Linked DNA regions of Mus musculus: region 2 is linked to region 1. A link is a loop called in an ENCODE intact Hi-C map of the cell type or tissue named here. Cell type or tissue: left cerebral cortex. All regions are shown on one strand. Each heading gives the region's core, and the rest is flanking DNA. Links, peaks and the distances in the headings are about the cores only. Region 1 overlaps Gm39767 (a long non-coding RNA gene). Region 2 overlaps Thnsl1 (threonine synthase-like 1 (bacterial)).

The links. A loop is a pair of places that touch in the nucleus more often than their neighbours do. Peaks named below come from ENCODE experiments on the same cell type or tissue, not always from the same donor. Only the 100,000 strongest peaks of a DNase experiment are listed, where the experiment ranks them.
Region 2: it touches region 1 in a loop (9-fold over the local background); 5 of 42 quality-filtered maps call a loop at or near these places.

The regions. Positions count from the first base shown.
Region 1 is chr2:21,922,021-21,934,136 of GRCm38, forward strand. Gm39767 (a long non-coding RNA gene) reads right to left here. Exons shown (of 6, transcript XR_866004.1): 3 at 4,417-4,548. Among named protein-coding and RNA genes, the nearest start is that of Gm39767, 36 kb to the right of the region's middle. In left cerebral cortex, for the core only: CTCF peaks have their summits at 4,199 and 5,824 (motif pointing left); a DNase peak (open chromatin) is centred at 5,782.
Region 2 is chr2:21,209,697-21,221,812 of GRCm38, forward strand. Thnsl1 (threonine synthase-like 1 (bacterial)) reads left to right here. Exons shown (of 3, transcript NM_177588.2): 2 at 189-345; 3 at 1,694-5,313. The coding sequence starts at 1,741. The coding sequence ends at 3,984. Among named protein-coding and RNA genes, the nearest start is that of Thnsl1, 10 kb to the left of the region's middle. In left cerebral cortex, for the core only: a CTCF peak has its summit at 4,829 (motif pointing right); a DNase peak (open chromatin) is centred at 4,852.

The DNA.
Region 1 (12,116 bases), core at 2,654-10,653:
AAATGACCAGGACTGAATCCCTCTCAAGTTCCTTATACTAACTCACTCTGCAAAATTCCCTTTACCACGAAAAATAAGTTTCCACAGGCTCTAGAATTAAGATATAGACATCATATCAGAGCCATTGTCACACCTCCCACATATTAGGGCTGTGCCCTAATTTCAGAGAGTAGCACATATGGTCCCTTAAGAATACCCCAGTGCTCAGAGCACTGAAGGGCCCCATAGTCATGCATTCCAAATTCTGTCACATCTTCTACAGCTCTTATAATTAATATAATACAATGGATGAAGCTCAGCTTCCAGAAGATTCTGACTACTGTAAAAATAAGTAGCCTGAGAGAATCAATAACCTGTTTCATTAACAACTATCATCTACATATTAATTATAATTAATTATATGTGGAAGATCAATCAGATAATAATACTAAGAGCTCAAGACCCCAGGCCCAGGTCCAGACTTCAGTAAATGATTTTTAAAATATCTTACAACAATTACTTCTACTGTAAAATATGTTAGCTAAGGCTAATTACTGATCACCTATATTTGTGTGTGTATGTGTTTGTGTGTGGTGTGCGTGTGTGTGTGTGTGTGTGTGTGTGTGTGTGTGTGTGTGTGTGTCTGGGCATACGCATGTGTGTATCTGTGTCTGTGTGTTCACATTTATGTATGTGTGTGGGCTCCTGTGTGTCTGTGTCTGTGTGTGTGTAAGTGCATGCACAGCTGTGTGTATGTCTCTCTGTGTGTATGTGTAGCATACACATTATCTTTTAGTTTCTGCTTATTTACTATTACCAGTCCAGAATAGTTAGTAGGCACCTCTGCTGGGAGCTGGAGTTAAAATCTGTAGGAATGGAACCATGGCCAAGAAGAAAGAAGGGGGAAAAAGAGAGAGAGAAGAAAGGCTAGAGAGTAAGAAAAAGAGAGTGAGAGGGAGAGAGAGTAAGAGAAAACGAGGAGAGAGTGAGGTGGGGCCAAACAGCCCCTCTTATGGTGGGCTGTTATCTTGGTGTTGCTAGGTAACTGGGAGGAGTCTAGCCTGAAGGTCTGAAGTCTATGTGACTACGAGCCACAGCTTCTCCTGTGGGGGCTGTGGAGGGCGGTAACTTTGACAGGAGCCTTGAATCCAGTAGACATGAGGGAACTCGTTCTGTCCCATGTAGGCGGGTATTATCACCATCGGGTACCAGGGTTCCACACCTCAGCTCGACTGGAGACCAGATTGTCTTTGCATAGCCCATTGCCCCACAGAGATAATTTCCTAGGTGAGATTTTCCGATAACTCTAGCATGTGTCAAGTTGAGGAGGGGGGAACCTAACAGGACAAACCTGTTTTCAAATTAAGTTACTTTCTGAAGCAGTCAAGATTGAGAACTCAATATATAAATTTGATGGGTAATGTGCATTCACTCATCACACTGCCAACTGGTGGATTTTAAAAATTAGTATCGACATTTAACTCCATACTTCATTCATTTAAAAAGAGAAATTCAAGATTAATCAACATAAATGTTTACTTTCTTTGTTGACAATTTAAAAATCAAGCCAGGCATGGAGACACATGCCTTAAATTCCAGCACTTGGTAAGCAGGTGCAGGAGGATCTTTGTGAGTACAAGACCAGCCTGGACTACGTAGAGAATTCCAGGACAGCCAGAGCTACACACTATGTCCCTGTTTCACAAACAAATGATAAGAAAAAAATATATATAAATTAAATCAAAAGCAACTTTTAAAAGACTAAGTCCCTTCCTCTATATCTAATCTCTCTGGGTCTATAAATTGTAAGTTGGTTATCATTTATTTAATGGCTAATATCCACATATAAGTGAGTACATGCCATCTTTCTGGATCTGGGTTACCTTGCTTAGGATGTTTTTTTTTTTTTTTTTTTTTTTTTTTTTTTTTTTTTAGTTCCATTCATTTGTCTGCAAATTTTCTGTTGTCTTTTTTAAAGATCTGAGTTATGCTCCATAGTTAGATGATTCACATTTTCTTTATCCATTCTCCTGTTGAGGGACATCTAGATGGTTTCCAATTTTCGGCTCTTATGAAGAAAGTTATAATGAACATGGTTGATCAAGCATTCTGTGGTAGGTTGAAGAGTCCTTTTGGTATATGCTTAAGAGTAGTATACTTGGATCTTGAGGTAGATCAATTCCCAATTTTCTGAAGAATCACCCTATTGACTTTGATAGTGGCTGTACACATTTGCATTCCCACCAGCAAAGGAAGATTGTTCCCCTTATTCTGCATCCTTAACTGCATGTCACTTGTGTTATTGAGCTTAGCCATTCTGACAGGTGTAAGATAAAATCTTGAAGGACATTTGATTTTGAAGAGTAGATTACATTTTCATAATGGCTAAGAATGTTGAACATTTCTTTAAGTAGTTCCCAGCCATTTGAGTTCCTTCTATGGCTCGTCCTAGTGTTGAGAAATAGAATAGATGTTGGAGGTGGACTGGGGCAGGTGGGGACAGAAAGGGATGATCAGATGTGGACAGGGAGGAAAGACTGGGTTTCGGGAGAGGATTCAGGGAGAGACAGATGCTATTGAGGGGCATCTGAGAGACAATATGGAAACCTAATGCAATGTAAATTTCCTAAAACATTTGAAGGCAGTCCTAATAAGATCTCCTAATAATGAGGAATGCAGAGTCCCAACTGTCTAACTCTTGTCACCACATGAGGTTTCCAGTAGTATTCAATTGATTTTTTTGGGGGGGAGGGGCAGGGGAAATCTCCAAACAAACTAGACTGTTGTTAAGATAATGAGTTGCTCTCTGAAAACTGACACTGAGGCCTCATTACTGAGGACAGCACATACAGAACTCATTGAACATTGAATGTGGAGAAGTTGAGCTAGTGCCTACATGGAGCTTCACCCCCACATTCTAGTCAGTGTCTTTGGTGCAAGAAGGTACTCTGCAGGCTACCAAAGGAGAAACATGAACACCAACCCAGATACGAAACCTTTGACCTACAACCTGTTCTGCCTTATAGATGGGCTAGAGTAACAGTGGTACAGACTTGTGGGAAGAGCCAAACAATGTCTGACTGACTTATGGCCCAGTCCACAAGATGGAATCCATACCCAACACTGCGTGGCTGACCAAGAGCCAGAGACTAGATAGACCAGAGACCTAGGGTAAAACCAAACACTATTGGTCTAAAGAAAAACTATTAATAAAATGACTCCTAAGAATATTCCCATATACTCACAGAGCAGTGCCGTATTCAGTCATCATAACGCTAAAGGGATCCACAACCCTATAGATGGAACAACATTATGAACTAACCAGTACCCCAGAGCTCTTGACTCTAGCTGCGTATGTATCAAAAGATGGCCTAGATCACTGGAAAGAGAGGCCCATTGGACTTGCAAACTTTATATGCCCCAGTACAGGGGAACGCCAGGGCCAAAAAGTGGGAGTGGGTGGGTAGAGGAGTAAGAGGGAGGGTATGGGAGACTTTTGGGATAGCATTGGAAACATAAATGAGGAAAATACCTAATAAAAAATATTTTTTTTAAAAAAAGAAGAAGCTTCCTTCTGCAAGAGACAGGAAAAAACAAGACACATCATCAGACATTATGCAGAAAGAAAGAGAGTTCTTGGAATGCACAGCTCTAAATGGCATGTCTCCATCAAATCTCTCTCCCCCAAGCTCAGGAACACTATGTAAGAGGATCTGCAGAGTATAGGGATGGAGAACAAGTTCCTCTGAATCAATGAAGCAGGCTCATAGGAACTCACAGAGTCTGAAGCAGCAGGCACAGGCCCTGCACTGGTCTGCACCAGGTCCTCTGCATATATATTGTAGCTTTCAGCTTAGTATTTTTATGGGACTCCTGAGTGTAGGAATAGGTGGGTCTCTGACTCTCATTCCTGCACTTGGGAAATTTTACTTCTGTTGGGTTTGCTTGTCCAACTTTGATATGATTTTTCTTTTCTCATGGTATATCATATGAGAAATGGATGTATTTTCAATAAAAAGAAAAATGTAAAACTAAGTCAAGTAAAAAGGAAGCCTCTTTGAAGACTTATTTACTTATTTACTTACATATTTGTGTGTTTGTGGTTGTCTTTAGGTGTGTCTTTGTGCGGTATTCATGGAGGGCCTGTGAAGACTACAAAAAGACATCAGATCTCTTGGAACTGGAGTTACAGTGATTGTGAGCCCCCATGTGGCTGCTGGGAATTGAACGGAGTCCTCTCCAAGAGCTGCCATGTTCTTAGCCACTGAGGCATCTCTCTAGCCTTCAAATAAGAGAAATGTTGTATACATAAAATCAACAATCATCCCAGGTCTTCCAGAGTATTGTGTTTGCTCCTCTGTCTTAAGCATTCATCAGTTTCAAGGGTTGTTTTTCAAACTGCTTAAAAAGAACAAGAAATAACAAAGAATACCCTACCTCTGAATCCCCTGGTTCCTGTATTTCCTAGATTCAACCAATCACAAGAAAACAAGTATCCAAGAAGAACAGGTTGTACCGTGTGACACACCTGTGCAGGATGTGGACAGATCGATTTCTTAATGCTATTTCCTAAAAAGAAATAACATATAACAACTGTTTACATTACAGTGAGTTATTGATCATGAGGTATAAAGAAATGTCTATTCATCCCAGCCAAGTTTCCAGACCAAAAAAAGGATTGCATCCAAGTCTAAACACCTGAACCAGTCAATTTAGTATAGAAACTTTAGTGTTACTTATAGGGGAATGGATGATCCCAATGTCCCACATCAGCATGGATCATGACTTATGAAAGCCACCTCACTGAGTCACATTCCCACTCAGTTTTCTTCTTTTTATACCCATAACACCTGCAACTGGGAGGGAGCTAACAGGAGTGGGAGTTGAATTCAGTCGAGAGTCCCACCTCTCTAAGACATGATACTAATACCTTCTTTATGATTCCTACAGGCTCAACTATAGCTTTATCACATTTGCATAGTTTGTTGCCATTGTTATTAGGTCAAAGAACCATGCTTCCTTATATCTGTGGGTTGGTCATACCCAGGGAATAGTCTTTATTATATCAACTTAATGTTGGCCTCTCATAGATATTATAAGTAATCTAGAGGTGACTTAAGGTAGGATGTTATACATAGATTATATTAAAGTAGTACATCCCTTTTGTAAAGGACTTGAACATCTTCAGGTATGGGTAGCTGCAAGGTTGAGAGGGTATAGAACCAGTCTTCCAGGGACACTAAGAGATGTCTATGTATTTTGGACCACCTGTGATGATTTAAGTGTCTATTCAATACCTGTGAGAGAACCAGTTGTTGATGCCTACAAGAAACTTCAATTTAGGTGTGTGTGGAAAAGCTGAGGGGAAAGGGTCTTCCAAATTCCATTCTAGATTCATCGTTCTTCTGATCACATATTTTATAACAGATATAAGTACATCTTTTTGGTCTTGCAGGAACAAACATTAACATTAACAAAGCATACTTTAAAAAAAAAGAACTCTTCACAGTTAGCCTTTAAAGAGAATAATAGTGTATAATTGCCACATTGCAGTGTTAGCATTTCTAACAACTTAAGAACTCAAGGTGGCCTCAAGGACTCCCACAATTCAGAGATAGTCAGAGCTTAAAGGGTGCTAGAACATTTAACATGTGGAAATATCCCTGTAAGTCTAGTTTGAAGGTCTGCTACTCTGAACATTTAATATCTTATTTCTTAAGGGTATAACATTTTAAAACCAGATTTGGAACAAAGATCTCATTAAACATTATCTGGTTAACATTCTCAAAGCAAATCAAATAAAGTGGAAAATGTCTGGGGATGTATAGACATTTCCTGGAACTGGGAGGACACCTGGTGGCCAATACTATTAAATACTTTTAAAAGAGTTTTTTTTTTTTTTTTTTTTCTTTTTAGCTTGATTCAGTAAATACAGTTACTGATTACATTGTAACTACCTGGTCTATAAGCAGTGATTATAAAGCAACGTAAAGCATTAACTTTGTTTAGAGATGCTATCAGAACAGGAAAAAAACTGGGAGCTAGTTAGCACAGTCAGATTATACTCAAGAAATCCAGGTGCTGTTAAAATAAAATAAAATAAAACCCAAGAAATAAAAGTGTAAGTGGAAAGGCTGGGGACACAGCTCAATGACATGCCCGAGGCCAAGAGGTCCATCCCAAGTGCCAGCAGGGGAAGACAGACAGACAGAAAGACAGTCAGACAGTGGGAGTGGTGCCAGAGCACTGCCCACCCCACATTCTTTAGTATCACAGCCAAGTCTTCCTTAGGAGAGTATCTGCCTGCATTTTTCATACAGCTCAGGGTAGATTTGGATCCAAATATCTCTCAACTTCACTTCTGTCATGGGAGGTGAATATGAATTAGGTCAAGACACTTTGGGAGTAGAACTTCCTCTTATCTATTGGATGAGAAACAATCTCCTTCTGCAGGTTGCTCCTCAGCCTGGAGCTGTAGGCTGTAAAAATCCAAGGAAAAGAGTGCTTAGAAGAAGCTGACAGTAAGGAACGGTAATATCTTACCACAGGATTTGAGCATCTGGACCTACTCATACTACCTCTGGAAATCCAGTAGAGTCAGTACTGCAGAAAAAGTGAGTGAATTAATAAAAAGCAAAAGCAAAAGAGAAACCATCAGGTAATGGGAAACAGTTTACAACTTTCATATGTAAACATATACATATATGTGTGTGTGTGTGTGTGTGTGTGTGTGTGTGTGCGTGTGTGTAATAAAATTACTTAAAGATAGTTATAAAACTGACAAATAAATTATGCAATATTTTTCTCAAGTATGAAAGGGGCCCGTTGTCAAGCTCTGGGCTTCTTCTTCAGTCCGGAGGACCTTGTGGAAACCCAAGAGCATCTTGCTTTCCCATGGAAACCTTTGGGTCCCCAAAACTAACTAGCTTGAAACCCTACCCCACCAATTCCATCCCAGTCTGATCTTCTCGCCATCCTAATTGAGTCTGCCTAGGGCACAGCCTGCAAAGGTGAGTTGTGCTTGATCCTCTAAGCTCCATTGTCTAACTCTGCTCTTGCTCTTCAATCCTGAGAAGTCTTGCAGAACCCCAAGAACGTCCTGCTTCCCTGTCTTAGGAGGCCCTAAGACTAAACAGTTTGGAATTCTGCTCCAACAATTCCTTTCCACTCCAGTCTGCCAGCAACACAGCCTGCAGACATGAGTTGCCAGGCATTCCATGAGCTCCATTGTCTAACTCTGGCCTCATTGTTTTGGTCCTGAGGACCCTAGCAAGACCCCAAGAGCCTCCTACTACTCCAAGAGGCCTGAGAAGACCCTGAAGATTTAACAGCTTGGAACATTGTTCTACCAATCCCTTGTCAGTGGAGTCTGCTTGAGGCACAGACAGCAGAGTCTTCTGACCTCCATTGTCTGGCTCAGGGCTCCTTTCTCCTTCCTGAAAAGTTCTGCTCCTATCAGGATTATCCAGCCAACACCAGGGAAAACCAGGTGCCTAAAGAACAGCCTAAGAACAAAATCAACAAGACCGAGAGCAATATGGTACATCCAGAGCCCAGCTATCCTGCTAAAACAAATCTTGGATATCCTAATGAAATTGAAGCACAAGAAGAGGACTTTAAATTTAATCTTACAAAGATGATAGAGCTTTAAAGGGAACATGAATAAATCTCTTAAGGAAATACAGGAAAAAACATTCAAACAGGTAGAAGCATTAAAAGAAGAATCAAATAAATATAAAGAAATACAGGAGACTACAATCAAACCGGTGAAGGATATTAATAAAACTGTCTAAGACCTGAAAATGAAAAAGAAGCAATAAAGAAAACATGACATTGATGCAATCTTGGAAATAGAAAACTTTAGAAAGAGAAGAGAAACTACAGATATAAGAATGACCAACAAAATACAGGAGATGGATGACAGAATCTCAGGCATAAAAGATAAGATAAAGGAAATCAATAGATCTTGGGCACAAACTTGGTGGAGGGTCCCAAGGTCCCCAGAAGACTCTCAACACTGTAGGTGCCCTAGCACACCCAGGATCTTGAGATAACTGGTGAGTAGAATGCAACATCTGTTCCAAAAAACACAGAGGGTCTTGTGCCAGCAGGAACAGGGACAAAGGAATCCCACCCAACCAGCTGCTGGGGTTTGTTCCAGTCAGCGCCAGCTCTGTGCCATCTTGGGTGCAAACTGGGCAGGTCCTAGCACACAAAGGATCATGAGATCACTGAGACCAGTCTACTCAGGAGAGCATGGGGGCAGCAGAAGCAACAGAGCTCCTTGGACAGGATCACTTTGGGCCTTTATCCTCAGCCAGGAGGCAGAGCTGAGACCCAGACTCCTGGGCACCTTCCCTGCCAGAGGAGAGTCAGCCTACAGGGAGGGCTCTGACCTCAGGACTCAGGAGGTGGATCTGAGCTCCAGACCTCTGTGCACCTTCCCTGCAAGAGAAGAGCTTGCCTGTAGAGAGTGCTCTAACCACTGGGACTCAGGAAAGAGTTGGACTCCCAGGAGGGCTGACAAAGGCTAGAGAATCACAGGAGGAACAAGCTCCAGCCAGAGAAAGTTAGAACATTAACGCAAGAGATTACCAGATGGTGAAAGGCAAATGAAAGAATCTTATTAACAGAAACCAAGACCACTTGGCATTATCAAAACCCAGTATGCCCACCACAGCGAGTTCTGGATACCCTAACACACCCAAAAAGCAAGATTCAGATTTAAAATCATATCTTATGATGCTGGTAGAGGAATTTAAGAAGGGCAATAATAACTCACTTAAAGAAATACAGGAGAACACTGCTAAACAGGTAGAAGTCCTTAAAGAATTACAGGAAAACACTGCTAAACATGTAGAAGTCCTTAAAGAGGAAACACCAAAAAAATCCCTTAAAGAATTACAGAAAAACGCAACCAAACAGGTCATGGAATTGAACAAAACCATCCAAGATCTAAAAATGGAAGTAGAACCAATGAAGAAAACCCAAAGGGAGACAACTCTGGAGATAGAAACCCTAGGAAAGAAATCAGGAACCATAGATGCAAGCATCAGCAACAGAATACAAGAGATGGAAGAGAGAATCTCAGATGCAGATTTCATAGAGAACATGGACACAACAATCAAAGAAAATGCAAAATGCAAAATGATCCTAACCCAAAACATCTAGGAAATCCAGTACACAATAAGAAGACCAAACCAGCATTCTGGTCAGGGTCACCCCCACCATCTTCCTTCTGAGCCCACCGGAGGCTGCTGAGGGCTCCAGAGTGCTTTCCACTCTGCAGGACCCCGAGATCACAGGTGAGTGGAACACATCATCAGCTACAAAGAATCGAGCAGGGTCTTGTGCCAGCAGGAAAAGGGACAACGGAACCCACCTGACCAGAGGCTGGGATCCATTCAGGTAGGGGCCAGCTCCGCCATCTTCTCCATGAACCAGGCTGAGGGCATCTAGGGCACCAGAGGGCTCTACACGCCACAGGACCTCTAGCACACCCAGGACCTCCTGATGATCTGAGAGCATGTGGGCAATAGGAGCAACAGAGCTTCTTGGTCAGGGTCCCCTCAGGCCTTTATCCTCAGACCCAGACCCCTGGGCACATTCCTTGCCAGAGGAGAGTCAGCCTACAGGGAGGGTTCTGACCACAGAACTCAAGAGGTGGATCAGAGCCCCAGACTGCTGGACACCTGCCCTGCAAGAGGAGAGCTTGCCTGTAGAGAGTGCTCTGACCACTGGAACTCAGGTGAGAGTTGGACTCCCAAGAGTGCTGACAGAGGCTAACAGAATCACAGGAGGATCAAGCTCCAATGAGAGAAAGCTTGATCATTAACACCAGAGATTTCCAGATGGCAAAAGGCAAACATAAGAATCTTACTAACAGAAACCAAGAATACTGGGCATCATTAGAACCCAGTACACCTACCACACCGAGTCCTGGTAAGCCTAGCACACCCGAAAAGCAAGACACGGATTTAAAAATCATATCTCATGATGGTGGTAGAAGATTTAAAGAAGGTCATTAATAACTCATGTAAAGAAATACAGGAGAAGAGTGATAAAGAGGTAGAAGCCCTTAAAGAGGAAGAACAAAAATCCCTCAAGGAATTACATGAGAATACTGTTAAACAAGTAGAAGCCCTTAAAGAGGAAACACAAAAATCCCTCAAGTAATTACAGGAGAACACTGTGAAACAGGTAGAAATCCTTAAAGAACTACAGGCAAACACTGCTAAACAGGTAGAAGAAACACAAAAATCCCTTAAAGAATTACAGGAAAACACAACCAAATAGGCAATGGAATTGAACAAAACCATCCAAGATCTAAAAATGGAAGAAGAACCAATGAAGAAAACCCAAAGGGAGACAACTCTGGAGATAGAAACCCTAGGAAAGAAATCAGGAACCATAGATGTGAGCATCAGGAACAGAATACAAGAAATGGAAGAGAGAATCTCAGGTGCAGAAGATTCCATAGGGAATATGAACAAAACTATCAAAGAAAATGCAAAATGCAAAAAGATCCTAACTCAAAACATTCAGGAAATCCAGGACACAATGAGAAGACCAAACCTAAGGATAATAGTACATGACAATGAAGATTTTCAACTTAAAGGGGCAGCAAATATCTTCAACAAAATTATAGAAGAAAACATCCCATACCTAAAGAAAGAGATGCCCATGAATATACAAGAAGCCTACAGAACTCCAAATAGACTGGACCAGAAAAGAAATTCCTCCTGACACATAATAATCAGAACAACAAATGCACTAAATAAAGAGAATATTAAAAACAGTAAGGGAAAAATGTCAAGTAACATATAAAGGAAGGCCTATTAGAATTACTCCAGACTTCTCACCAGAGACTATGAAAGCCAGAAGATCCTGGAAAGATGTTATACAGACACTAAGAGAAGACAAATGCCAGCCCAGGCTACTATACCCAGCAAAACTCTCAATTACCATAGATGGAAAAACAAAGTATTCCATGACAAAACCAAATTCACACAATATCTTTCCACGAATCCAGACCTTCAAAGGATAATAAAGGGAAAACACCAACACAAAGATAGAAACTATACCCTAGAAAAAGCAAGAAAGTAATCCTTTAACAAAACTAAAAGAAAACAGCCACAAGAACAGATTCCCAACTTTAACAACAAAAAATGACAGGAAGCAACAATTACTTTTCTTTGATTTCTCTTAACAATAATGGACTCAATTCCCCAATAAAAAGACGTAGACTAACAGACTGGGTACACAAACAGTATCCAACATTTTGCTGCTTACAGGAAACCCATCTCAGGGATAAAGACAGACACTATCTCAGAGTAAAAGGCTGGAAAACAATTTTCCAAGCAAATGGTCTGAAGAAACAAGCTGGAGTAGCCATTCTAATATCGAATAAAATCTATTTCCAACCCAAGTTATCAAAAAAGACAAGGAGAAGCACTTCATACTCATCAAAGGTAAAAATCTACCAAGATGAACTCTCAATTCTAAATATCTATGCTCCAAGTGCAAGGGCAGCCACATTCATTAAAGGAATTTTAGTAAAGCTCAAAGCACACATTGCACCACACATTAATAATGGGAGACTTCAACACCCCACTCTCAGCAATGGGCAGATCCTGGAAACAGAAAATAAACAGAGACACATGGACAATAACAGAAGTTATGAAAAAAAATGGATTAAACAGATATCTACAGAACATTTTATCATAAAACAAAAGGATATATCTTCTTCTCATCTCCTCATGGTACCTTCTCCAAAATTTACCATATACTTGATCACAAAACAGGCCTCAACAGATACAAAAATATTGAAATTATTCCATGCATACTATCAGATCATCATGGACTTAGGCTGATCTTCAATAACAACATACATAATAAAAAGCCAACTTTCACGTGGAAACTGAACAACACTCTACTCAATGATATCTTGGTCAAGAAAGAAATTAAAGACTTTTTAGAGTTTAATGAAAATGAAGCCACAACATACCCAAACTTATGGGACACAATGAAAGCAGTCCTAAGAGGAAAACTCATAGCCCTGAGTACCTCCAAAAAGAAACTAGAGAGAGCATACACTAACATTCTGATAGCACACCTAGAAGCTCTAGAACAAAAGG
Region 2 (12,116 bases), core at 1,746-9,745, 710 kb before region 1:
ATACATTTATATGATAAAATTTTCAAGATAAAAGCCCAGTATTTTAATTATTCAATAATAGATTTGGAAACATGAAAAAATTTTCCTTGTCATTTACAAATTTCAAGTGCCATTTTGAAATATTTATGCATAAAATTTTAAGATACTGTATGAAGTTAGGATTAACTTGAAATTCTTTTTCGTTGTAGACCCTGCTTTTTGCAAAGATCGACTTTGCCTCAGACTCAGTACACTCTTCGTCTGTGGTTCCTGTAATGGTGTGCTTCCACTTCAGTGAGTTAAGCACAGCACCACACAAAGCCAAATAAGGAAATGAAGTTTTCCTCTTGACAGGCCAGCTTGCTTGTAAGTAAAATTTAGAGTTAGATTTTAAAAAACGGTCTAAAGATTTTATTGTAAAACAGAGTTTAGGTAGTGTCAAAAGCAGTGAACTGTTGGAAAATTTTTATGAGTAAATATACCACTTAATTTTTGATGTAGTTTAGTTGCATACTAGTTCTATCAGAGAGTGTGTAAAAGGCCTCACTCTGTACCTATAAAGCTACATCAGTCAATTTAAGAAATGTTACAAGTTATTAACACAATACTTGATACCTGGCATGTTTTGTTTTAAAAATGAGTACATTTCCAAAGACGGGTTGGATCGGTATTGAAAATTGTAGATCATCTCGAGATGCCAAAGTGGTATCCTTTCAGCACTGAGTATCTTTATGTGTTTCTTGGCTGTTTATCTCAAGTCTAGAATTTAAGTTCAACCACTAATGATGCTGCAGTAACGCAAACAAGTGAGGACTTTGCTGGTTAATCTTTATTAATTTTTGTCCATTATCCATTCCACTATGGCCTTTTAAAGGCATCCAATATGAAAATATATAAACATGGTCCTCAGCAGTGTGCATATAGGAAGGGAAAGGGCGCACTTGGACTCAGTGTAGAAAGTCGTATCTTACGAGCAAGTGTGGTCATTTACTCCAGTCTTCTATTGTGGATTTTATGAGAAGTTAATAAATAACGATAGTCAGTTGACATGATCATAAAGATAAATTGAATATTAAGACTGTAGCTCAGCTTTTGTGAATTGCAAATGAGTATTTGTGTAACTACACATACTCTGTGTTATAAGCCAACAAATCGTAACCCAGTGTTTCCTACAGTATTTTTACAAGGAAAGGGGACACTAGTAGGAGATACTGTATTTTTTTTTGAGATACTGTATTTTTAAAGTCTTTCTGATAAGGTATTTTCTGAATAGTATTTCTGCTGTCTATTTGCTCTTTGTAATCCTCAGTCATACACTTCATTTTGAATCTCATTTTATTGGTGTCCTGAAATTTGAGAGGATATTAACCAATGCTGTTTTTTTTCTCAAAGAACAAAATAGACATGACAATAGCAGAGGGCCTTGGAGGGAGGAGGTGGGGGAGGAGGGGGTGGGAGGGAGTGGAGGAAAGATAATCAGAACGTAATAAAAGCCTGATGGAAATGGCACGATGAGGCTCATTGGTTACGTAATTAATATGTCATAGTTATAATACCTTGTTAAGAAGAATAGTGCACAGTATTTATTATAAGACTTTTAAAGTGTCCCATCGATTTGAAGTAATTTGAACATCTGTGTATTGAGTGCATGTATATATTCAGTTCTGTCAGGATGTTAGCAGTAATCACATGCCTTTTTTGTGTCTTAAAAAAGGGCTGAAGCCAACCCCTAGGTTGGCCTGGTCAGAAAACTGAAAAGAAATGCTGACCTTGACCAGATGTCACCATTTGAAACAGATAGCACAGGAGTGTCTTTCTAGCCTGCTGGTTAAAGTGCAGAGCCGCACACAGCTCCTGCTTCCACGAGCCTCTGCACGTGCAGAATCAGGGAAGTCATGGCACTCCACCCACTCTCTTGTTGGAGACAAAAATATTGTCCTGATGGGGCCGCCTGGTTCTGGGAAAACAACAGTTGGCAGAATATTAGGTGACAAACTAGGCTGTTGTGTCATCGATGTAGATAGTGATGTCCTTGAGAAAGCCTGGAATATGAGCGCATCTGAAAAATTGCAGGATGTTGGTAATGAGCGATTTTTAGAAGAGGAAGGAAAAACAGTGTTAAACTTGTCTGCATCTGGAAGTGTGATTTCCCTCAGTGGGTCCAATCCCATGCATGATGCTAGCATGTGGCATCTGAAGAAAAATGGAATTGTTGTATACCTAGATGTGCCTCTAACAGATATAATTAGTCGTCTGAAATCAATGAGAATTGATAGGATTGTTGGCCAGAACACTGGAGCATCTCTGAGAGACTCGCTGAAGCACGTAAGACTGTACTATAAGAAGTGGTACGATGCCCGAGTCTTCTGTGAGAGTGGGGCTTCAGCTGAGGAGGTTGCAGACAAAGTGCTTGATGTGGTTAAAAGATACCAAGACGTGGATTCAGAGACATTCATTTCAACAAGGCATGTTTGTCTTAAAGATCATGACAAGAAGTTTCCACCAAAATACTTCAGTGAAGCTGTAGTTGAGGGATTGGCTTCTGATGGTGGCCTCTTTGTTCCTGAGAAGGAGTTTCCAAAACTAAGTCCTGGGGAGTGGAATAACCTAATAGGAGCAACCTACATAGAAAGAGCACAGGTGCTCTTGGAAAGGTGCATTCACCCTGCGGACATACCTGCTGCCAAATTAGGAGAAATGATTGAAACTGCTTATGGGGAAAACTTTGCCTGCTCCAAAGTTGCCCCTGTCAGGCACCTTTCTGGCAATCAGTTCATCTTGGAGTTGTTCTATGGCCCAACGGGGTCCTTTAAGGATTTGTCTTTACAGCTTATGCCTCATATTTTTGCCTACTGTATCCCACCAGGTTGCAATTATGTGATACTTGTAGCCACTTCAGGAGACACTGGGAGTGCAGTCTTAAATGGGTTTAGCCATCTTAATAAAAATGATAAGGAAAGAATAGCTGTGGTCACATTTTTTCCAGAGAACGGAGTTAGTGATTTCCAGAAAGCAGAGATAATTGGCAGTCAGAGAGAAAATGGTTGGGCAATAGGTGTCAGGTCAGATTTTGATTTTTGCCAGACAGCTATTAGAAAAATATTTAATGATTCTGATTTTACTGGCTTTCTGGCTGTGGAATATGGAACAATCTTAAGTTCAGCTAATTCTATAAATTGGGCTCGACTACTTCCGCAGATAGTTTATCATGCCTCTGCATACCTTGAGCTTGTTAACCAACGGTTTATTTCTTTTGGAAGCCCAGTAGATGTCTGTGTTCCCACAGGAAACTTTGGGAACGTGTTGGCGGCAGTGTATGCCAAGATGATGGGAATCCCTATTCGAAAATTTATCTGTGCCTCTAATCAGAACCACGTTTTGACTGACTTCATAAAAACTGGACATTATGATCTAAGGAATAGGAAATTAGCACAAACCTTTTCACCATCAATAGATATTCTCAAGTCTTCCAACCTGGAGCGACATTTATACTTGATGGCTAACAAAGACGGACAGTTAATGGCAAATTTATACCATCAGTTAGAGAGTCAGCTTCACTTCCGGATTGAGAAGATGCTGGTCGAGAAGCTGCAGCAAGAGTTTGTTGCCGACTGGTGCTCTGAGGGAGAATGCCTCGCAGCTATCAGCACTACCTACAATGCATCAGGCTATATTTTGGATCCACATACCGCTGTTGCAAAAGTGGTTGCAGACAAGATGCAAGACAAAAGCTGCCCAGTGCTCATTGCATCCACAGCTCACTACTCCAAGTTTGCCCCTGCTATCATGCAGGCACTGGGGATTAAAGAACTCAACCAGACGTCGTCCAGCCAGCTTTACTTACTGAGCTCGTACAATGCATTGCCCCCTCCTCACGAGGCTCTGCTAGAGAGAATGAAGCAGAAGGAGAAGATGGATTACCAGGTTTGTGTAGCTGATGTGGATGTCCTGAAGAGTCATGCAGAAAAACTCATCCAAAATTGGTTTGTAAGGAAGTCTGAGTAGGGGTTTTTCTTGGAAAGGAGCAATAATAAATCTCAAACATTGATTTGGACTACAATAGCATTTGCTTTATTTTATGTAAATGTTTATGTGTGCATCTGATCTCTGGACTAAGAGACGGAGGCCAGCATAGTACCTGGAACCCTCTGCTATCATGCTTTATTTTCTGCACTTGTTGGTATGGCAGTTTCTCCTTTACCCAACACTTCTGAGTGGAACAAAATATCTGGTATTTAGCATAGCATTTACAAATATTTAAATGCAGTTAGGTGCTGCATATCTAGTCATTTAGTGTTTATTGAACAATTTGTGCTTGAGATAGTTAGCTAACATAGAGGAAGTAGTAAGCTCACTAGGATTAGAATCATCGTTTTTAACCCCTTTCAAATTCCATTTTGGACAATACTTGATGACATGTACACTGTCCAGCTAGAGATTTCGTGGCCCATTCACTGCTCTTTGAATGTCTGTAGTTAGTGCTGGTGAAGTTTGAAAATCAGGCCGATGTAGGATGTAGCAGTTGACAGAACTGTGAAGTAGTGAACACGGAAACAAAGTCACCTACTTCAAGAGAAAGGTGATCCAAGATTAGTAATGTTTAAGATGCTTTATTAAAGTTCAGTTATAGACAGCAGCTCTTCTGTATTATTTTTAGTCTGGTCCTATTTGTTTCACTTAAAAAAACATTTTGGGGTACCTAAATCCACACAAAATGGTAACTGTGTTTCATTTCCATTGCTGTGTAGTGACAGTGATCTTAATTGTGGTTTGTATATTTCCTGAGTATTTACTTTCTGGATTGAAGGGTGTGACTGAATGAAGACATGCAATGGGCTGCTCCCCACCACAAGATGGCATTCCTCACAGCATTTGCTATTGCCCATGACAGTCTGCTTCTGGTTACCTTTCAGAGAAATGTTCAACATTGAAATGATGAAAAAGGTTAATAGTTTTAATGGGCAATAAGCAATTTGTTATACAAGTTTTAAATTAAACCATTTACATGTTAATATCAGCTCTCTGGTTTTGCTTCTAAAATGTAGTTCTAGGGCTTATAATGGAGGCCAGGGATGTCCCTGTACAGTGCACAAAACCCTGGGTTCCATCCTTAGCACCTAGGAAGGTAGACGCAGTAGGAAAAGGTCATGTTTAGTCACACAGTTTGAGGCCAGCCTGGGATACATGAGGTCCTGTTTAAAACAAACAAACAAACAAACAAACAAACAAACAATACTTGAAACACTTTTTGTTAATAGAGACTCAAAGCTCTGTATTTGTGTACACATTCTATCATTTCAGAATATTTGTTTCAGTAGACTTAGAAAATTATCCATAAAAGAAAAAAATTATCCTAATGTTACTCTGCATATGCATGATAATCTACTTTAAAAATAAGGGGATAATGTTGAGCCTTCAATTTTGGACTCAGCAACTCATGAAAGAGCACATGAAGTCCAAGTGATGTACAACACAAAATAATTACTGCAAAATAGTGTGGGAATACATAAAAAGCCAACGCTGCATCCAGGTAGGGCAGAGTTTAACAGAAGAGGGAATAAGGTGAGGTGTCACTCATCTAAGCTCTCATCACCTGGGAAACAGAGGCAGGAGAATTGCGAGCTTGAGACCAGGCTGTGCTACATGGGAAAACTGTCTCTAAATGAATAGGTGAGCCAACAGAAGGGAAATACTGCTGTAAAGTAAGCAGGCTTCATAGTGGATGTAGGTCCTGAGGGTCAGCGTTTGGAAGTTAAGCAGTAGAGAGAGAAGACACTGTGACTTCCTGTTTCACTGGTTGTTATATGATTATTCTCTCAGTATCTAGATGGTTACCTCATGTCTTCATGTGGCCTTTGGGTCCCTGTCACTCTCAAGCTTCTCTTTTTTGTTTGTTTCATTTGAGACAGGGTTTCTCTGTGTAGCCCTGGCTGCCCTGGAACTCACTCTGTAGACCAGGCTGGCTGCAAACTCACAGAGATCCACCTGCCTCTGCCTCCTAAGTGTTGGGACTAAAGGCATGCATGGCCACACCTAGCTTCAGCTCTCCCTTGTAAAGAGTAGAGATGTTCACTTTCCTCCCATGTGACCTAGGATGCAGTCCTCCTTTCAAGGGCTAGTGTCCATGTAAGCCTTGTGTCCAGTGTCCTTCAACTCTGATAACATGCTTCAGTATGATATCTTGCTTCCTCCCTCTCTTGTTCCTTCAATGTCTCCAGGGATCCTGTCTTCCTGTGGTATTTACATGCTCTTTACATAGTTTAGCATTCATAGCAAAACCCACACGTCTACCTTCTGCATTCCTCCTTGCTCTAACCAAGACAGTGCTGCAAAGGCTGTAGGATTGATTCCACTTTCTTGTCTCCACTGTACAGTGAGTGGAGGTAGGTTATAAATACTGAGGTGCATGAGTCTCTGGAGTAAGAGCAGAGCACCACAGACATCTTCACCTCTGGCACCTTAAGAGGTACATATATTCCTCCCCCAAGAAGTAGCTATCCCAAATTCCATGTCTGAAGTCAGTTTCTTTTTTTCTTTAATACCAATTTTGCTATGTTTAGTTTACTATCTAAGTCACGTGGGAGGAGAGTGAGCTGAAGCTGGGTGTGGTGGTGCATACCTTCTGTACCAGCACTTGGGAGGCAGAGTCTGATGGATCTCTCTTGAGTTTGTAGCCAGTCTGTTCTACAGAGTGAGCTCCAAGGCAGTCAGGACTATAAAGAGAAACCCTGTCTCAAAAGAAACAAACAAGAGGAGCTGAGGATGATGGAGACCCAAAGACCACGTGAAGACATGAGATAACCATCTACATGCTGAGAGAACAAGCAAGTGAAGTAGGCAAGACACAGCATCATCTCTCTACTGCTTTTCTTCCAAAAGCCTGACTTGGTTTTGGTTGTTAGTTGTCTTAACTTTGTGAATCTGAAGGCTGGAGAGATGACTCAGCTGTCAAGTGCCCTGGCTACTCTTCCACAGGATACAGGTTTGATCACGGAGCACCCACATGGCAGTTCACAACCATCTATACTTCCAGTTCCAGGAGATGGAGTCTTCTGTCTGGTTAATGCAGGTACCAGACATGTGCACTGTGCACAGACATATATACAGGCAAATGTACACATGACAATTTTAAAATAAATATTCTAGGGGACATGATGACATACATGGGATCCAAATCTTAAAATTTAAGGGAAAGTTAAATAGGCATATAGGGGCTGGAAGGAATTTGACATAGAGTGTGGAAAGTAGTGTTCATTTTGTCTGAAACAAAGGGTATCTGGAGATGAAGCCAGGATGTCAGGCAAGATCTACAGGTTCAAACATTTCTGAGAGCTATGTAATGTGACTGAATGAGTTTAAGTTGAATACCATAGTCCTCTTTTAAAAGGTTGTTTTAGAAGTGTGTATTGCTCATATTCTTAGAGGTCAGAAGAGAGCATCGGATTCCTTAGAACTGGGCTTATGGATAGTTGTGAGCCACCATGTGGCCCTCTGCATGAACATGTCCTCTTGGCCACCTCTGCAAGAACATGTCCTCCATCTCCAGATCTCTCCAATACACACACACCCCATACATATATACATATATATATATTTTAGAGAGAGATCATGTTGGGAACTGGGTGGAGGTAGAGGAATTAAAACTTACAGGTACAGAGCCATTAGAAGGCTAGTACCTGGGCCAAAGCACACATCCTTTCTTCTCTGCCCTTCTCCTCTCTACATATGCTATTCAACCCACCCCAGCCCAGACCTCTTCGCCTGTCTTCTTTACAGGGGTAATCAACTTTTCTCTAGTTGTCATATTCCAGAAGTAGAAGTAGAAGTCTACACAACCATAGTGTATCCCTGGGAGACACAGAACGCTCCAAAACATCTCTTCCACTGCATTGCGTGCTTAAAGCAGGTGGCAAGCCCAGTTAGATTCAAGTTGTACATAAATAAGTTGCAGTTCCTGATGACTGGAGTAACAAAGTCACACAGTTCAAGAATTTGGACTTGGAGTCATCCATTTGGGCCATATTATATGCTCTACTAGTTATAATAAATGGTCATTTCAAGAGGCAGTCACACCAGGAAGATAGTTTTTTGTTCATGATTTGAGAATTCTATCACTAATAATATATAGACAGTGATGAATCCTGCACCTCATGGTGTTTGATCATCTGCCCTTTTTAGCACAAAATTCTGTCTCTTCTTGGTGAAAACATACTGGACTTATGTTCAGGATATACCTGAATTCATGCCATTTAATAACCTCTCTTTAAAGCTTCACCAGATGTGCTCTGTTGGCAAAGTCTTTGCTATACAAGATGAGGACCAGAGTTTATTTCCAGAATCTGTGTTTAAAATGCCAGAGATGATGGTGCATGCTTATAATCCCAGTACTGGGTGTTGAGACAGATGAATCCTGAGTGGGGTGTGTGTGTGTGTGTGTGTGTGTGTGTGTGTGTGTGTGCCGGACTGCCAGCCTCGTCTACTGGGTGAGCTTCCAATCAGTAAGAGACTCTACCAAACAAACCAAGTTAGACTGCACCTAAGGAAAGAAACCTGAGGCTGACCTGCCCTTCACATATGCATAACCACCCTCACACATAAACACACGTATACACAGACAAATGAACAGGATTGTACAAATCTGTCAATAATTATGAGCATAATTTTAAATAGCTCATAGATGTACATCAATATTTAATCCCTCCTCTACTGTTTCAATCTACTTATATCATTTCGATTATTCATGGCAAATTTGTTGAAGTGGAATTCTTAAAGGGCATGGACATTTAAAGCATGCATGTTATCTTCCAGAAAGGATGCTGAGATAGCCTTCTGCTTCCCAAGGCTTTGATGAGGAATAGTGTTCATCTAGGCCTCTGTTTCCTTGTGCAGCTTTTTCCTATCTTTTTTTTTTTCGTTTCTTTTCTCTCTATTGCTTCCTTTCAACACTTACATTGTGTATGTGACTATGGCTTTCTTTGTGTGTAATTAATGTTAACCAAATGAACATGGGTGCGGAGCCATCTGATGGAATGTGAGTGACCTATCACAGATCACACTCTGGAAGAAAAAGGGCTCTTCTCCCAGGAGACTTCATAGCCTTAGCCCATCCATGCTGAAATGTTGACTGGCTCCATCTTTTACAGTCACAGTAACACACACAAACTCTTCAGTGCAGCAGTCTGTCATATCCAGAAGACACTATTTTGTTCTTTACTACTTTCTTGGAAGTAAAGGGGGAAGTTTATGTTGACATGTTTTTTAAAATATATTTTAAAGATGGTGAGATGTGCTTGCTGCCAAGACTGTTGACCCAAGTTTGATTGCTAGGACTCACTTGGTGGAAGTGTGAGAACTAAGTCTTGCAAGCTGTCTTTGTTACTTCCACACGTGTGAGTGAGTGGGAGAGCTCACACAGAAATGTACAAATGAAGAAATAAATGGAATAAAACTTGTCTTAAATATTTAAATATTTAGTGATTAACAATTATACAAATAATTTTGAAGAAAAAAATAATTCTTTTACAAACCAGACCAGTTTAAATACTTTGTAAAATACAGTACAAACGTACAGGTATATTGACAGATAGGTTTGCCCAAACACCCTAAGAATTCTGCTAAAAGGTGGCTGTACTCAAAATTTAATTCTTGTGTGTTAGTTCCCACCTTTAGAGGTCTAAGATATTAATAGAAGCTGTTGTATTTGGGTGAAAAAAAATTGACAGTTTGCTGACTGCAAGCTAATCTGAGTTTTAAGCCAAGAAAGTAGACTCTTGCTCAATTTTTCAACAACTTAAAACAAGGTGGTTTTTATTTTTGTTGTTGTTGGTTTTTGTTTTTGTTCAAAAACCTCAAAGTCGTTGTCTCTGGAACTGTTGGCAGTTTAAGTACCATCTATGCAAATCTTCATACTTAGGACACATGAATCCCAGTTTTTCCTCTTATAAATTTAACCTGATGGTGAACACAGACTTTGAAGGTTCATTCACAGATGCCAATTACTTTTGTTTCTTTCTTTCTTTTTTTTTTTTTGGACAAGGGTATTGTATGTCAGCAGCAGGATTAGATCCCAGCTGACTACTAGGAGATACTGGTCTCTCATTCTGTTTGGCCACTCATATTTGATTACTCAGAGGAATCATGGGTAGAGAAAGCATGCATAATTAAACTGACAAACTCTTGTACCTTATTTTGACTGAAGACGTCTCTTGTGCTGCAGTAGCAAGCAGGGTGGTCGGAATCACAGCTTTCTAACCTTGCTCTTCCCTCTTGTCATTTCAAAGAAGTATTGGCAATCAATGAGACATCTCTCCACCAGGCCCCTATCCCTCTGCTATTAGAAAAGGCACCAGCAAGGAGAAGAAGCTAAGGTTATAATAAGTCCTTTCATTTGCAGGCAAATTTACCTTTTCTAGTACTTTTTGGTTATAAAAGGGAAGAAAGATCTTAGACTTCTGGTTTAGATTTTAGTTTTTCCTTTTCTTGAACACTTACTTTCTAGCCATCTTTAAAAACATTTTTGGGGGCATTTATTTATGTATATTAGTGTTTTGCTCATAGATATGTCTGTGTACCACCTGCATGCCTGTGGGAACCATAAGGTGGCACTGGATCCCTGGAACTGAGGTATAGACAGTTGTAAGCCACCATGGAGGTGCTGGAATTGACCTTGAGTCCTCTACAAGAGTAACAAATGCTCTTACCTCTGAGCCATAGCTCTAGCCCCAGTTTCGTCAATCTTAAAGACTACTTTTCTTTTCTTGCATGGTAGGTTTTGTTGTTGTTGTTGTTGTGGGTTGGGTTGATTTGGGTGTCCTAAAAGTAGCAATGGAAGCAGGTATTTCCGATGGTCTTTGCAGCATCCCTAGCCAGCATATAGAGCAGAAAGAATCACATACACAGTGGGACTGACAAGGCCTTATTTAACTACTTCATATCCCAGAGAGTACTCTCTTGGCCATAATAGTTGCTGTAGTTTCTACCTTTTACCTCTGGATTGCCTTACATATAATTTCTGAAGCATTCTTGCACCCCCTGCACCCTAACCCCACACCACAACAAAAATTGTATAACACTGTTGGCACAAATGGCATCTGCACAGTTCCCTTGCAAATCTTCTGTGGGAACAATTAGCAAAGTCCCACAGCTACATCTGGCTCTCCCATGAAACCGCAGGTCACAGAGGTGGCAGTAAAGTCAAGCAACATTAGCAAGAAAAGGAGGGAAAGAGTTGAGAGAGGATGTGAGAACTTTGAATTGGAAAGTGGAAACATGAACACAGAGGTAAAACCAGCTGAGCGTTTAGAGGCAGCTGGAGGAGGACTGTTGGAGACCCTCTCCATCCTGTCTGCACATGCCACATCATGTCTTTGAGTTTGAACATTCCATGAGAAATGACAGGCACAAGGCCGGTGGGCCTAGGTCCACATGAGGAAGAACAAGCCCAGAAACTGAGAAGCTCAAACCCTAGCCAGGGTCTTGACATCAAGCAGTCATGGCTGATGAGAAGCAGAGAAGCACAGGCTGTGGCTCCAACCAACAGCCAAATCAGATTGGATTTCATTTGTGAGCCAACGTCTCACAGAGCTGTTCTCAGCCCTTAGGACACTTCAAGTGGGGTGATCACGTGGAACTTACATGGCAGGCTGGGAATCAGGGGGGACACGATGGGCTTTTCCTAATCCATTCTTAGATGTTGGTCTCTAGTGGTAAAGGAATCTTTATATGACTTGCCCCAATGCCTTTTTGTTGTTGTTGTTTTGCTTTTTGAGACAGGGTCTAACTATGTAACTCTGGCTGTCTTGGAACTCACTGTGCAGACCCAGCTGGCCTTGAACTCAGAGACCCATCTGCCTCTGCCTCCCAAGTGCTGGGATTCCACACTCCACTCAACACCCCCATGATTTTAAGAAAAGATCAAACTACATTTCTTTCTGTTTTAGTTTTTGTTTGTTTGTTTATGTCTATGCATATCTGCATGTGTGTATGCACATATTCATTTGAGGGCCCAATGGGGCCAGAAGAGGGCTCCTAATCCCCTATAGCTAGAGCTGTAGGTACTTGTGAGCTGCCCGAGGTATGTAGTGGTAATCAAACTATTTCTCTGCAAATCTGCATTTTTAACTTGACTTGATTTAGAA